Linked DNA regions of Homo sapiens: region 2 is linked to region 1. Evidence: chromatin contacts called from ENCODE Hi-C or POLR2A ChIA-PET data. All regions are on one chromosome and are shown on one strand. Each heading gives the region's core, a stretch centred on a gene start or an enhancer-like site at or near the end of the contact. The rest is flanking DNA. Distances are from core to core; before and after follow the strand shown. Region 1 overlaps LINC01517 (long intergenic non-protein coding RNA 1517). Region 2 has its middle 51 kb from the start of C10orf126.

Evidence for each region. Hi-C counts contacts between places; a loop is a spot of excess contacts on that map. ChIA-PET counts read pairs that join two places held with the same protein, here RNA polymerase II (POLR2A). Pooled maps may share reads with other maps.
Region 2: a map of heart right ventricle shows a loop between it and region 1 (2.1-fold over the local background). The contact joins two enhancer-like sites. A Hi-C loop is called at or near these places in 8 of 168 maps with a recorded cell type or tissue (Calu3, Right ventricle myocardium inferior, ascending aorta and 4 more) and 10 of 50 pooled maps. POLR2A ChIA-PET finds 5 or more read pairs at or near these places in 2 of 52 experiments (Caco-2 and activated CD4-positive, alpha-beta T cell).

Annotation. Positions count from the first base shown.
Region 1 is chr10:28,805,506-28,808,511 of GRCh38, forward strand. LINC01517 (long intergenic non-protein coding RNA 1517) reads left to right here. Exons shown (of 4, transcript NR_120652.1): 3 at 542-633; 4 at 2,385-2,714. Among named protein-coding and RNA genes, the nearest start is that of LINC00837, 11 kb to the left of the region's middle. Within about 2 kb of position 1,251, at least 6 of the 41 ENCODE cell types and tissues checked have a DNase peak (open chromatin) inside an H3K27ac peak, as active enhancers do; they include heart right ventricle, where a contact is called at or near this core.
Region 2 is chr10:28,896,532-28,899,231 of GRCh38, forward strand. It overlaps the pseudogene RPL21P93. Among named protein-coding and RNA genes, the nearest start is that of C10orf126, 51 kb to the left of the region's middle. Within about 2 kb of position 1,345, at least 4 of the 41 ENCODE cell types and tissues checked have a DNase peak (open chromatin) inside an H3K27ac peak, as active enhancers do; they include heart right ventricle, where a contact is called at or near this core.

The DNA.
Region 1 (3,006 bases), core at 1-2,500:
ATCTATCCTATGTGTTACAAACAACCCAATTATACTCTTTTAGTTATTTAGAAATGTATATTAAATTGCTATTGACTATAGTTGCCCTGTTGTGCAATCAAATAGTATGTCTTACTCATTTTTTTTTTTTTGGTACCCATTAACCATCGCCACCTCCCTCCAAGCTCCCTACTCCTTTTTCTTGCCCTGTTGCCCAGGCTAGAGTGCAGTGGCATGATCATGGCTCACTGCAGCCTTGGATTCCTGGCCTTTTAAGTGATCCTCCTGCCTCAGCCTCCTGAGTAGCTAGGACTACAGGTGCATGCCACCATGCCCAGCTAACTTCTTTTATTTTTTTTTTATTTTTGAGATGAAGTCTCACTCTGTCGCCCAGACTGGAGTGCAGTGGTGCAAAATCTTGGCTCACTGCAACCTCTGCCTCCCTGCAACTTCTGCCTCCCGGGTTCAAGCAATTCTCCTGCCTCAGCCTCTTGAGTAGCTGAGATTATAGGCACTTGCCACCATGGCTGGCTAATTTTTTTTTTTTTTTTCGTATTTTTAGTATAGACAGGATTTCCACATGTCGCCCAGGCTGATCTCAGACTCCTGACCTGGATCTTCCCACCTCAGCCACTGAACGTGCTGGGATTACAGGTATGAGCCCCCACACATGGCTACCTTGGGTTTCTTTTGAATGATGCAGATGGTTGGGCCTTACTTAAATGATTCTTCAGGTCCCTAGTGAGTCCAAAGCTTTCGTATCTCAAAGTGTTACAAGTGTCTGGAGGCTCAAACAGCCTCGAGAATCACTGATCTATGTCCCTGATGTCTAGCAGTCTCTTTAAGTCGGTCCTCTTCCCTACAAATATGCTTATATTTTTCAGAGGACTCCTAAATAAGTCCTTGGTTAATCCTGAGTCTGGTTCATTCACTGGCAAAGAACAAAGAGAAAATTTACAAACACGAGAAGGCCTCAGAAGTCAGACTACATAAATTATTTTGGAAAAGGCTTTTCCTTCTTGTATGATTTTCAGAGGGACTTTGGGAAACACACACACACACACACACACACACACACAGAGTCTGGGAGACAAAGTAAACAGGAAAGAAAAGATAGTCTTTTATTGCTTGACGGTTTAAGTGAAAAAAAGTTTATTTCAAAAAATATTTTGACTCCCCCTTTTTTCCCTTTAAAAGTGCATCAAGCTATTTTTAGGAGGGCAGGGTGGCTGGTTTTGGGGGACGAATGAAAGCATGACATCACCATGCTATTTTGGTAGCGCAAGAAGAGAAACATGCCAGGCTAGGTTGGCTTGGGCTTGGTTCTGTGTGTTTGGGAGCTGAATCGCGTCTTTTTCTAATTTGGTTTCTCTCAGAGCTGTGGCTCTTCACTGGAGACTGGAAGCATAATATTTATTCAAAGCTAATTTGTAAACTTCATTTTCAGTTGAAGGTCTGGAATGGAAACTCCTATTGTGATCTTAAGGGCTGTAACCCAGAGAATCTGGTTCTTCCTGGAGTATTTCAGCAGGGATCAGGTTTGCAGACTTTTTCTCAAGGGCCCCAACGAGAAACCTGACTGCCTGCTCTATTTTAGGTCAACTGTGGGGTATCGGTTTGGAAAGCAAATTCTTAACCTGAACTTTTTGTTGCTGATAAGGCTTTGCGGCTAGCAAAGAGGTAGCTTTCTCACTCATTTAGATTTTGCAGTGGAATCGCTCCCTGCATGTGTATTATTGTCAGCAACTCCTATTTTCCCCAGAGAGGTTTTGAAATGTTCTTTCTGAATGTTCATGTTTATAACTTTTCTCAAGTGGAGCTCCTGCTTCCTAAAACACATTCAGCTTGTTCAAGAACTTGCCCCCACCTCCCACCCCTGGAGACAAAAGTATACCTTTGTGTGCATCTGTTAAGCCTAAGATGTCTGAGATGGTTGTTTTCTAAACTAACTCACCAATCGCTTTATCATTAAAAGCAGCATTTTACTCTCATGTTCCTAACCTATTTATGGGTCTGTGATAGATGGTTATTTTTTTGGCAGGCTTGAGATAAGCCTGGGTCAAGGAAACAGCTTGTGTTCGTCTCTTTAAGCCTCACTCATCCTTGCCATATCATTTCATGATTTCCTTTCCTGTTATCTTCAAACATTCCCTCAAAGCAGAAATTGACAAGAGCGAGGAGGTTGGGAAAGGGCTGGCAAAGCAGTTGTTTTTCTTCGTGTTCTAAAATGGATGTTTTCCTTTCCCCCACAACCCCCACTCCCACCCCACTTGCAACCTTTCTTTTTTATTACCCACCCCTGGGTCTCTAAAGATGATGGAAAAAAATAACTCCTTTCCCTCTTTAAAGAAGGGTCCCTAAGAGGTTTCTAATCAGCTCACTGTCAGCCTGTTTCCTCTGATCAGCTTAAATAGGTCTACTTGAAGTTCACAACTGCCAAAACCGCGTGTTCAGACTGAAAGGCTGGGAGCATTTCAGACGCATTTATGAACTTCCACCAAGATGATCCGGCAGGCTGAAATCGCAGGGAGAGCGTCTGTTCAACAAACCCTTTCTTCTTGATTGAATTAGTGTTACCCACTAACAGGATGAGGAATTCCCACTCCACAAGCTGACTTTTTTTCCTCTTTCCACCTCCCGCCTCCCTCCATTAAAATGTAAACTTGATTCCTGTGTCCTTTGCCGGAGCCTGGCTTCCCTGTAAGCCCATCATAAACATCTTGGTAGAAATGCAACTTTTAACCTCTCCTTGATGGTTTTCCGTCTAACTTTATACATGGGGAAAAAATGGTGAAAGACGTTATCTCTGGCGGGTGCAGGCGTGTAGGGGCAGGAAGTTTCTGCACTGTGGCTGCTCTGGTCCTTTCGTAACTGAGGTTTTCCTGCCCTGTCCTTTAGCAAAGAATGGCTTTGTTAACCATTAGCCACTGACAAGAGTGTGTCCATTTCAGCAAAATTAATAAGAGATAGCATTTTTCTTCCTTCTAAATGGCCCATGTCAGTAATTAACATCGCCTTTCATTACTC
Region 2 (2,700 bases), core at 95-2,594, 91 kb after region 1:
CAATCCCTGAGCTAGACACAAGGGTTCTCCAAGGCCCCACCAGAGTAGCTAGATACGGAGTGTGGATTGGTGCATTCACAAACCCTGAGCTAGACACAGGGTGCTGATTGGTGTGTTTACAAACCTTGAGCTAGATACAGAGTGCCGATTGGTGTATTTACAATCCCTGAGCTAGACACAAAGGTTCTCCACGTCCCCACCAGACTCAGGAGCCCAGCTGGCTTCACCCAGTGGATCCCGCACCGGAGCTGCAGATGGGGCTGCCTGCCAGTCCCGCGCCATCCACCCGCACTCCTCAGCCCTTGGGTGGTCGATGGGACTGGGCGCTGTGGAGCAGGGGGCGGCGCTCGTCGCGGAGGCTCGGGCTGCACAGGAGCCCACGGAGGGGCGGGGAGGCTCAGGCATGGCAGGCTGCAGGTCCCGAGCCCTGCCCCACGGGAAGGCAGCTAAGGCCCAGCAAGAAATTGAGCACAGCAGCTGCTGGCCCAGGTGCTAAGCCCCTCACTGCCCGGGCCGGTGGGGCCGGCCGGCCGCTCCGAGTGCAGGGTCCGCCGAGCCCACGCCCACCCGGAACTCGCGCTGGCCCGCAAGCACGGCGCGCAGCTCCGGTTCCCGCCCGCGCCTCTCCCTCCACACCTCCTCGCAAGCTGAGGGAGCTGGCTCCGGCCTTGGCCAGCACAGAAAGGGGCTCCCACAGTGCAGCGACGGGCTGAAGGGCTCCTGAAGTGCCGCCAAAGTGGGAGCCCAGGCAGAGGAGGTGCCGAGAGCGAGCGAGGGCTGTGAGGACTGCCAGCACGCTGTCACCTCTCAATAGTATATTGTTTCCCATCTTCCCCTACTTCTACCTCCCTCTCTTTCCAAAAAGAAACAAACAAAAAACAGAAAAGCCAAGAATGAAAGAGAATTTATTTTTTCAACCTTTTTGTTCATATTTCAAAAATCACAAACTCCTAGCAGACATAGACTGGGTTGAAAATGATTACATTTCTATGGAATGAGCCCTTTCTATCTAAATGCTAGACTCTCCCAAATGGGCGCTCTTTCATGTTTTCCTGGAGCAGGGGTGGTGTGGGACAGCGACCTCTCATCATATCGTCAACAGCCAGAAACATAGATACAACCGGAATGTTTTCTGGAGCCAATTTGCTGTGTGCAGGCCTCAGCGTTCCGTATCGTTTTGTTCCCTTCATTCCACTAGAGCGGCTCCAAGTCATGACAACCGGTGGGGATAATTGACGTAAAAGTGCTCAACCCCGAGTGGCCGAGCTTCCCCCAGACAATTGCTGGATTGTTCGGGGACCTGTTGATGCAACAAACCTCGTGCTGAGAAGCTTGCCCCGTAATTAGCAAGCAATGCTGTCAAGCTCATCAAATGGTTTTGTGTGATGGAATGAACGAGACAAAGCACTCTCCTCTCCTTCGCTGGCAGGGAAGACAGTCGGTTTCTGAGTGGAGCTGACACTTCTGTAAGGGGAACTAAGTGAATGTGGCTTCCATTTCACACTCGTGCTTTCCGGACTGATACCAAATCTATGAGCCTGAGCTCTCGAGTTTGGCTCTCTGGTACCGGGCTGATGGGCAGCAAAGTCTTAATGAAGCTCAGGGAAGGAAACAATGGCTTTGGGTTGTGAGCCCTGTTTTCTTTATGCCTCAATAACCCTGAATAACCTCTGGGAATTCTCAAAAAGGAGCATGTTTTGCACTCACTGAACACAGAAAGGAAGTTCAACACGTGATAGTTTTAACCTTGACGTTGACTTTGCCTATTTGGGGAAATTAGAAATGATGCAAGGTGATGTCCAAGTTACTCAGTGCTAGAAGAATACCGTTCACTGTGTATACTGTACACTGTGATTAAAGCAAATGTAAATTTTATATTTTTATTTGCTTTTATGAAAACATACAGTTGTAAAGAAACATTGAGGAGTGTTGGGGAAAGCAGCAGATGAGAAAAAACATGGGTAGAAATTTAACTTTTAAAGGCCTCAGCTGCCTTGACTGTAAATTGGGAACATTCTTCATATAATCTTTAGAATGTTATTCAACCCCAAATATGTATGAACAGATGGATCATGTCCTTTACAAAGCATTGTAATATATATAGTTATGTTCTTAAAAATCCTTTCCTTCTCTCTGTACATATATATTGATATTTATATGTTTATAAATATATGATAGATGATAAAGCTCTATGGACACATTGATGCATTAGATATTTTTCCTATATACTCATACCAGTTAGAAATATAGATGCATTTAAAACCTGACTCATGTTTCTGAATTGAATGAGAATGGAAATAGTTACTTAGCACCATACATATAAATATCCAAATAATGATTGTTATTGATATCAACATACTTATAACTGTGATGATGACTGTAACACCATTAAAGAGGTATCTAAAAGGCAGAAATTTCTTTTTTTTTTTTTGTAGCCCAGAGATCCTTTATTATTTTTTTTTAACACCTATTATGCCATGAATTCATAGGGAATAGGTTCCAGCAGCTCAGGCTCCTTCCCATTGGTTCTCACAAAGTGTGCTTCTCTGGGTGGAGCAGGCTGGCGCTTTAGTTGAACCCAGGTACCTTTCTCTTTGGCTTCTTTCTTTTTCTGATCATTTTCCTTCATGCGTTTCAGGAAGCTGTCTCGGCTCTTAGAGTGCTTAATGTGCTCAATAAACACATTAATTCTCTTGGCAA